3 separate regions of the Homo sapiens genome follow, and regions 1 and 3 are each linked to region 2. A link is a contact called in ENCODE Hi-C or POLR2A ChIA-PET data. All regions are on one chromosome and are shown on one strand. The core of a region is the stretch at or near the end of the contact, and the rest is flanking DNA. Distances in the headings are between cores, read along the strand shown. Region 1 holds the start of MTG1 (mitochondrial ribosome associated GTPase 1). Region 2 overlaps INPP5A (inositol polyphosphate-5-phosphatase A). Region 3 holds the start of ECHS1 (enoyl-CoA hydratase, short chain 1).

Evidence for each region. A loop is a pair of places that touch in the nucleus more often than their neighbours do. ChIA-PET counts read pairs that join two places held with the same protein, here RNA polymerase II (POLR2A). Pooled maps may share reads with other maps.
Region 1: a loop to region 2 is called in a map with no recorded cell type, with 5 times the contacts of the local background. The contact joins the promoter of MTG1 here to the enhancer-like site in region 2. A Hi-C loop is called at or near these places in 10 of 37 single-sample maps with no recorded cell type and 4 of 50 pooled maps. POLR2A ChIA-PET finds 5 or more read pairs at or near these places in 1 of 52 experiments (B cell).
Region 3: a pooled map shows a loop between it and region 2 (3-fold over the local background). The contact joins the promoter of ECHS1 here to the enhancer-like site in region 2. A Hi-C loop is called at or near these places in 4 of 37 single-sample maps with no recorded cell type and 2 of 50 pooled maps. POLR2A ChIA-PET finds 5 or more read pairs at or near these places in 1 of 52 experiments (HEK293).

The regions. Positions count from the first base shown.
Region 1 is chr10:133,392,644-133,395,406 of GRCh38, forward strand. MTG1 (mitochondrial ribosome associated GTPase 1) reads left to right here and starts at 1,514. Exons shown (of 11, transcript NM_138384.4): 1 at 1,514-1,689. The coding sequence starts at 1,578. RefSeq lists silencers at 1,306-1,655, 1,716-1,915 and an enhancer at 2,240-2,763.
Region 2 is chr10:132,570,502-132,573,345 of GRCh38, forward strand. All of the region lies in intron 1 of INPP5A (inositol polyphosphate-5-phosphatase A), which reads left to right. Among named protein-coding and RNA genes, the nearest start is that of INPP5A, 34 kb to the left of the region's middle. RefSeq lists enhancers at 1-605, 1,075-1,214, 1,375-2,144, 1,715-1,864, 1,875-1,924 and 1 more. Within about 2 kb of position 1,555, at least 20 of the 41 ENCODE cell types and tissues checked have a DNase peak (open chromatin) inside an H3K27ac peak, as active enhancers do; they include B cell, where a contact is called at or near this core.
Region 3 is chr10:133,371,757-133,374,603 of GRCh38, forward strand. ECHS1 (enoyl-CoA hydratase, short chain 1) reads right to left here and starts at 1,598. Exons shown (of 8, transcript NM_004092.4): 1 at 1,490-1,598. The coding sequence starts at 1,577. RefSeq lists a silencer at 1,361-1,870 and an enhancer at 2,252-2,341.

The sequences.
Region 1 (2,763 bases), core at 264-2,763, 820 kb after region 2:
TCAATTCTGTATCCCAGGGAGAAAGGCAGCAAGACCCAGGCTGCCCCCTCTGGGTGTGAGGGACCGGCTTGGTGAGGAGGGGGCTTGGGGGCATTGACCTAGCAGGAGGCCCTGACTGCCCCCACTCAGCCCAGAAACCACCTGGGAGGCTTCTGTCTTCCACGGAGGGGCCACTCTCTCATGCCCAAAAATATTTACAGCTAGGCGTTAGGGTATTAGGTGGTTTAAGAACATCAGAACCATGGCAATATTTTTGTACTTAGAATTTGAGCATGTTTGGTATTTTCAGTAGCTTGTTTAAAAAATTCCAGTAGAGGCTGGGTGCCATGGCTCATGCCTGTAATTCCAGCACTTTGGGAGGCTGAGGTGGGCAGATCACCTGAGGTCAGAGTTCGAGACTAGCCTGGCCAACATGGTGAAACCCCATCTCTACTAAAAATACAAAAAAAGTAGCCGGGCGTGGTGGTGCGCACCTGTAGTCCCAGCTACTCAGGAGGCTAAGGCAGGAGAACTGCTTGAACCCCGGGAGGCGGAGGTTGCAGTGAGCCAAGATCACGCCACTGCACTCCAGCCTGGCGACAGAGCGAGACTCCGTCTCAAAAATAAAAATTCCGGTAGAGTAATACTCTTGTAACGCAGTGTGCAATTGAGCAGTTGCTGACTGCTGATTTAGAGTTGAAATCCGACTATATTTATGTCTAGTCTTGGACAGTGGAGAATATTTCAGCCTCATTAATTAATCGGTTTAATTTAGCAGAACTGCAGTCAGTATTTGGAAACAGTTTGTTATATTAAACCCTGAAGTACTTGAGGCTGCGCGCGGTGGCTCATGCCTGTAATCCCAGCATTTTGGGAGGCCGAGACAGGTAGATCACTTGAGGTCAGGAGTTGGAGACCAGCCTGGCCAACATGGTGGAACTCCATCTCTACTAAAAATACAAAATCAGCCGGCGTGGTGGCAGGCGCCAGTAATCCCAGCTACTCCGGAGGCTGAGGTGGGAGAATCCCTTGAACTCAGGAGTTGGAGGTTGCAATGAGCGAGATCGTGCCACTGCACTCTTGGGCAACAGAGCGGAGACTCCGTCTCAAACAAAACAAAACAAACAAAAACCCTGAAGTACTTAAAAAGAAAATGAAGAGATTACATTTATAAGGTAAATTTAAAGTATTTGAGAGATTTTAACCAAATTGTAAAAAGAGATTGCTAAATTTTTACACTTATACTCAGGATATGCTTAAGGGAGAACGATGATTTTTAATATTTAATGAATGTTAATAAATCTGCGAATTACTTAAACCCACAAAACCCAGGAACCTCCCCGTCCCCCCGGGTCTCCTCGCAGTCCCGCCCCGACGCTCGACCCACCATTCGTCCCTCCCTCTGGGCCCGGGCCCCGCCCACTCCGGGCTTCGCCGGAGGCGGAGGCAACGTCGTGCGCACGCGCAGGCCGTGGTGCGGCCCCTTGGAGCGCCGGAAGCCCGCAGTGCCGGAGGCCCGCAGCGCCGGAACCTCAGAGGCGGGTCGCAGCGGCGCAGAGGAGGTCAGCTGCGGGAGCGTTTCCGGGGACGGTGCCGCCATGAGATTGACCCCGCGCGCGCTGTGCAGCGCCGCCCAGGCCGCCTGGCGGGAGAACTTCCCCCTGTGCGGTCGCGACGTGGCGCGCTGGTTCCCGGGCCACATGGCCAAGGGTGAGGCACGGCGGGGAGGGGCAAGGTCATGCCTACGGCCGCGGCGCCTCTGCTTCCCTCCCACCCCGGTTTCGGCCGTCGCCTGCTTCTCCCGGTCGTTCTGGGCTGGCCCCGCCCCTCCTCCCTTGTCTCCCCTCCTTCCCCGCTCTCACCCGCTCCCGGAGCCGCCGGGACCCCTTCCCCTGCGCAGCTGCGGGAGAGGCCCGTTCCCGCGAGTGCCCCCGCGGCGCAGCCTCGGACCCAGGGCCTGCTTGACCTCCTACCTCTGGCCCGCCGCCCCTGTCCTCTGTTCCCAGCAAGTTCCTTCTGCCCTTTTAATCCCCCGAAGCCTCCGTTTCCACATGTTCTTGACAAGATAGACTTTTCTGAGTCTTTTGGGGACTAAATGAAACAGTGGGTATGAAGGCACCTGTTCAGTTTTAACTGGTATCTTGAGTCGTTCTCCTGCTTAACGTCTTTGGTAATTCTTACTGTTTGTCACAATTCGGCCCCAAGAAGACCTCTGGGGCCAGCCCAGCCCGTCTAGGTGTTGTGATGGCCACTCCTGCGTCGGCTCCGCGTGTACTGGGGGCCGAGGGGGAAGAAGGGCCCGTGTGGGTGACTGAGGCTGTGTCCTCGGTCTTCGGATAACACTGGAGGGGAAGAAAGCTGGAAGCTTTGTTATCTTGGTTGTGTGTGGTATTCCTGGTTAGGGGACTATCGTCATCATCCCCGCGAGGTAGCAGGGGCCTAATGAGCCAGTGTTACTCTGTGTTATAGCCCAGATTAAGACCCGTGGAAGGGCCCGGCCCGGTGGCTCACGCTTGTAATCCCAGTACTTTGGGAGGCCGAGGTGGGCAGATCACGAGGTCAGGACATCGAGACTATCCTGGCCAGCATGGTGAAACCGTGTCTCTACTAAAAATACAAAAAATTAGCCCGGCATGGTGGCGCGTCCCTGTAGTCCCAGCTACTCGGGAGGCTGAGGCAGGAGAATTGCTTGAACCTGGCAGGCGGAGGTTGCAGTGAGCCGAGATCGTGCCACTGCACTCCAGCCTGGGTGACAGAGCAAGACTCCGTCTCAGAAAACAAAAA
Region 2 (2,844 bases), core at 305-2,804:
TAGCTGTCACTGGGTCCTTGAACCCCCGCTGGCCTGGTGCTGCTGCTGGTGCTGACCACACACAGACTCATGGGAGAACTGGGCAACTTGGCCACTGAATCTTCATTGTGGGTGTTTGCTTTGAATATTTCGTTTTCAGCTCTTGTGTTTCTAAGTACCAAAACACTTTTTTTTTTTTGTAAGAATTCCAGTGCACCAACAATAAAACCAAGGGACCAACTGAGCCATTTGGAAGTGGTGGCTGGGGACACCCATACGGTGGTGACACTTCTGGGTGACTGGCTGGTGCTGGGTGTTTCTGGGCTGCCAGGACAGCAGGAGGTGGGGGTGTTCTGTGCCAGTGAGCTTCGTGCTGCGATGTGGATAGAGGGCCGTCCTTCCGGCCGCTGCTGCTCTCAGGTCGCCTCTCATCGGCACAGCGGCGCATCACACGGCAGCAGCCTGCCTGGCTCTCCTGGTGGGTGGGGGCTGAGGGATGAAAACGAGGCACTCCCTCCCCACCACAGCCTACTCCCGTGGGTTCGGGGCGTTGGAACATTCTCCAAACCCCTCCTGCTGCCTGGCCAGGTCCAGCTGGGCACAGTGCACGCCCACCTGCTGGGCCCTCCTCACCGTGGGCTCCGCCCTGGGCCCTTTGGACACCTTCCCTGGCCCTGACAGCAGCTACCTGGGAATGCAGCATGAGGCAGGTGCCTTTTGCTGAATGAGGTGAACAGCAAGAGGGAGAAAAGGAGAGATCGCCTAGCAAAGCAGCGAGGCCAGAGGCTCCTGCCGAGCAGAGGAGGAGGGCCATTGGCGCAAGGACACACCCATCCCTCATCACACTGCTGGGACCTGCCTACCCTCTCTGCTGGCACGCCGGGCTCTGCCACATGGGCCTGTCTGGGCCTTGTCCTCCCCAGCTGCGGGGAAGGGCTTCTTTCAGTTCCCTTTGGGTGAACACAGAGGCCCAGCTCCTGCCGCTGTGTGTGGTTCTGGGTCACTCAGGACCACTGATAATCAAAACCACCAACTTTGGACTACACAGAGCTATTAAGGAGCTTAGCTAAATTTAAAAAAAGTGCAGCTGATATTTATGTCCTTTATGTGCCAGATAGTGCTGTAAGGATGTGGTGTGTCTCTAGGTATGTCAGCCCTGACGTTTGTGCCGTAAGGACCCGGAGTGTCTGCAGGCAGACCTGTCATCCCCGCAGCCCTGACGTGCGTGCTGTAAGGACCTCGAGTGTCTGAAGGGAGACCTATCATCTCCACAGCCCTGATGCCTGTGCTGTGTTGCTCCATTGCACAGATGGAAAGACAGGGGCTAGCGAGTGAGCAGCCAGTGTGAGGCCCTGCGGTAGCAGGTGGAGGGGGCAGGGTGTGAACTGAGCTGGGGCTGGCTCTGGCATCTGAGCTTGTTAACGACCGACTGGGCTAGAGGCAGAGTGGGCCGCACCCTGACCACCACCTCTGTCCCCCACTGCTGTGCCCCTCTGTCTCACTGTTTCCTGTGGTCCCTCCTGACTAGAAGAGACTCAGGCCTGCTGAGTAGCATGCAGCACAGGACGAGCCTGCAGAGCCCTCTTGGGACTTACACACTGGGGATTTGACAGCTCATGTCTGGCACCGCAGATAGTCTAGGAAAAGGTGACTCATCCAAGAGCCTGGCCGGAAACCCACAGGGTATTGGCCCAGGTGTGCCGAGAGGCTGGCCGGAGGGACCATTGTGATACTCAGAGGAAAACGCCTGTGGCCCATGGGGGGGCCTTCAGAAGAATGTCGGAGTTTCTCAGCTGGCAAGATGCCCCTGGTGGCAAGATGCCCCTGGTGGCAAGATGCCCCTGGTGTGGGGCCCCTCACCTGGACCAGAGGCCTTCCCTGAGCTTCTGTTTTGCAGGGAGGTGCCTGAGCTGCACAGCTTGCCTGGGAGGAGTCGTGGTTTCTGGGGGTGGGGCCTTTCGTAGGGCTGTGCTGGTGCTGTCCTGGGGGAGGGGGATGCTGAGCACGCCCGCCCGGGGCTGCTTTCCCTGGGAGGGATGCTGAGGCTGCCCAGGGCTGCTTTCCCTGTGAAGCAGCGTGACCCAGGGCTCTTGGTGGGGATGTGCCGTTTGCTCTTTTTCATGTGTCTAGCCCTTGGGAAGTGTTTTTGGTACTGCTGGTTCTCATGCTCTAGTCCTGGTAATGGGCTAGTGTGCTTGTTCTGGCTTTACTCGGTAGCGTTTATAACAGGACAGGATTCAGAGGACACTGTTGCTGAGGGAAAGTTTGTGCCACTTAACCTGGTGTTGCTTCTGGCCCTGCCTCTGCTGGGCGTCTGTCTGCAGCGTGCCTTGGAGTGTTTCCCTTGCTCTGCTGATTGCTGAAATGCAAGACCTGGGCCTCTGGAATCCCATTGAAAGAACTTGTTTAAAGAAACATCAGCTCGGTTTATTTCATACACAGCTACTTTTTGTAGATACTGAGGTTTTGTTGAGATGTTGGGGTGTACGTGCCGTGTGAGGTTTTGTTGAGATGTTGGGGTGTGCGTGCCGTGTGAGGTTTTGTTGCGATGTTGGGGTGTACGTGCCGTGTGAGGTTTTGTTGAGATGTTGGGGTGTGTGTGCTGTGTGAGGTTTTGTTGATGTTGAGGTGTGTGTGCCGTGTGAGGTTTTGTTGAGATGTTGGGGTGTGTGTGCCGTGTGAGGTTTTGTTGCGATGTTGGGGTGTACGTGCCGTGTGAGGTTTTATTGAGATGTTGGGGTGTGTGTGCTGTGTGAGGTTTTGTTGATGTTGAGGTGTGTGTGCTGTGTGAGGTTTTGTTGATGTTGGGGTGTGTGTGCTGTGTGAGGTTTTGTTGAGATGTTGGGGTGTGTGTGCTGTGTGAGG
Region 3 (2,847 bases), core at 348-2,847, 800 kb after region 2:
CCTCCGTTAGTGGCAGAGCAGGGATCATAGTCCCTGTGCTATGGGTTTCTTTTTTTTGGAGACCGAGTCTCACTCTATTGCCCAGGCTGGAGTGCAGTGGCGCAATCTTGGCTCACTGCGACCTCTGCCTACAGGGTTCAGGTGATTCTCCTGCCTCAGCCTCCCGAGTAGCTGGGACTACGGTCACACACCACCACACCTGGCTAATTTTTGTATTTTTAGTAGACATGGGGTTTCACCATGTTGGCCAAGGTGGTCTTGATGACCTCAGGTGATCCACCTGCCTCAGCCTCCCAAAGTGCTGGGATTATAGGCATTAGCCACTGTGCCCCGCCGTATCCTGTGGGTTTCTAGGGGTAACTGGAAGATCACAGGTGAAGTGTCTGGCAGCAGTGCCCGCCATGCAAGATCCAGGAAAGGGCTGCTGTCAGGGTGGAGAAGCCGAAGGCCAAGGAGAGCATGGAGATGAAACCAACACAACTCAGTGGTCCACTGCTACACAGGGTGAGGGAGGAAGAGGAAGCAAGAGTTCTTCCCCAGCCCAAGGCATGGCCCAAGATTCCTCAGATACTAGAGCCGGTGATGGCCGCTCATGAGTGGGGCCCCGGGTGAGCCACGAGGGAGGAAGAGGGCAGCCCCCTGTGGCTGGGGAGGAGGTGTCAGCTTTTCCCTTAGGACCCTCTGAGGGGTGGCCCTGGTCAGGAGGCACCCAGGACAAAATGCACCTGCATCTCCTGTTCTCGGGCTGGCCGGCTGCACAGGAGCTACGCCTGCTCTTAGAGCCGAGGGAACACCCCGGATTTTTACAACCCCCACCCTGCGCCCAGTTGGCCAGAGGTCTTGGCACTGGGGCAGTACCAGCCAGCCGCCGGGCCTCCCGCAGGACGTGGCCTGGTGAGAGTGGCCTCCTGCAGAGCCAGGCAGGGGGTGGGGGTGCGGGCCAGGGTCAGGTGGGTGGTGTCGGTGCGGGGTGGCGGGTGGTGGGGGGGTGTTAAGCCTGGGTCAGGCTGTGGGTGCGGGTCAGGTGGGGGGTGCAGCACTAGGCGAGGGGGGTGTTGCAGGCCTGAGCCAGGCAGGGGCTGCGGGTCGGGGTCAGGTGGTAGGTGCGGGGTCAGGCAGGAGAGTGCGGAGTCAGGCCCTGGGGATGCGGGATCGGACGGAAGAGGGGTGCGGGGTCAGGCCGGGGGGTGCGGGGTCAGGTGGGGGGGTGCGGGGTCAGGCGGAGTGGGGTGCGGGTAGGGGTCAGGCCGGAGGGTGCGGGGTCAGGTGGGGGGGTGCGGGGTCAGGCGGGGGGGTGCGGGGTCAGGCGGAGTGGGGTGCGGGTAGGGGTCAGGTGAGGGTGCGGGGTCAGGCGGAAGAGGGGTGTGGGTTGGGGTCAGGTGGGGGATGCGGGGTCAGGTGGGAGGGGGGTGCGGTCTGGGATCTGGTCTGGGCGTGCAGGTCGGAGTCAGGAGGAGATTCGGGCCGCCAGCTCTCACCGCGCACTCACCCGAGGCGAAGGGACGCCAGGCGGGACAGCGAACCGGGGGCCTCAGCGGGCCGCGGACGCAGGACAGCAGGACACGCAGGGCGGCCATGGCTCTCTGGACTCCTCGCCCGGCCCCGCGGAGCCGCCCCCTCGCCTATAGCCTTTCAGGGCTCGCTCCGCCCACAGGCCAGCGCCGCGAGACCAGGCGGCCCTCGCGAGATCAGCCCGGGCAGAGTGAGCGGGTCGCTCTCCGCCAGGCCCCGCCCCCAGGCCCGAGCTGCCGCTCGCGGATCTAAGGCCGAGGGGCGTCCCCGGGACCCCGCCCTGGGCTGGGACCAGCGCCCTCCAGGCCCCGCCGCAGTCGCCCGCGCCCCCGCCCCCGCCCCAGCCCTCGGGGTCCCAGCTGGCCCCGGGGAGACCGCGCGGAGGCGGAGGCAACGGCGGCGCCTGCCGGGCTCTGCGCCGCCTCCCCCCGCCCGCCTGCCCGCCTGCCCGCCTGCCCGCCTGCCCGCCTGCCCGCCTGCCCGCCTGCCCGCCGGCGTCTGTAGCAGCGGACACAGCGCGCCCAGGCGCAGGGCCAGGCACGGTGGCAGCGGCGTGGGCACTGAACGCCACATTAGGAGGAGTTTTATTTTCATGCACACAAGACTTCAACAGATTTAAATAATAAAAATTTCATTCATTTAAGTTATTTTATTTATACCTTTTAAATATCTAGACAAGTATTGTGGAGCATCCATTTGTGTACTTGCCCGGATTCTGCAAACGCCAGGGTGGAGATAAAACCACCCTGGATAAAATGGAATGGAAAGCGAAACTGCTATTGTGACCGGTGGAGGGTGTCCAGGTTCTTGACGTCTTGAACAAAGAACTGGACAAAACGCACAAACAAAGCACGGAAAGAAGGAAGCAACAAAAGCGAGATTTATGGAAAACAAAAGTGTGGCCGGGCGCGGTGGCTCAGGCCTGTAATCCCAGCACTTTGGGAGGCCAAGGCGGGCAGATCACCTGACGTCAGGAGTTTGAGACCAGCCTGGGCAACATGGTGAAACCCCCCTCTCTACTAAAAACACAAAAATTAGCCGGGCGTGGTGGTGCACGCCTGTGGTCTTAGCTACTCGGGAGGCTGACGCAGGAGAATTGCTTGAATCCGGGAGGCGGAGGTTGCAGTGAGCCGAGATCGCACCACTGCCCTCCAGCCTGGGCGATAGAGCCAGACTTCGTCTCAAAAAAGAAACAAGAAAAGACAACGAAAATAACTCCACACTGTGGGAGCGGCTGAGCATAGCGGCTCAAGAGCCCCGTTACAGATTTTTTGGGGGGGTTAAATACCCTCTAGAGGTTTCCATTGGTTACTTGGTGTACGCCCTGTGTAAATG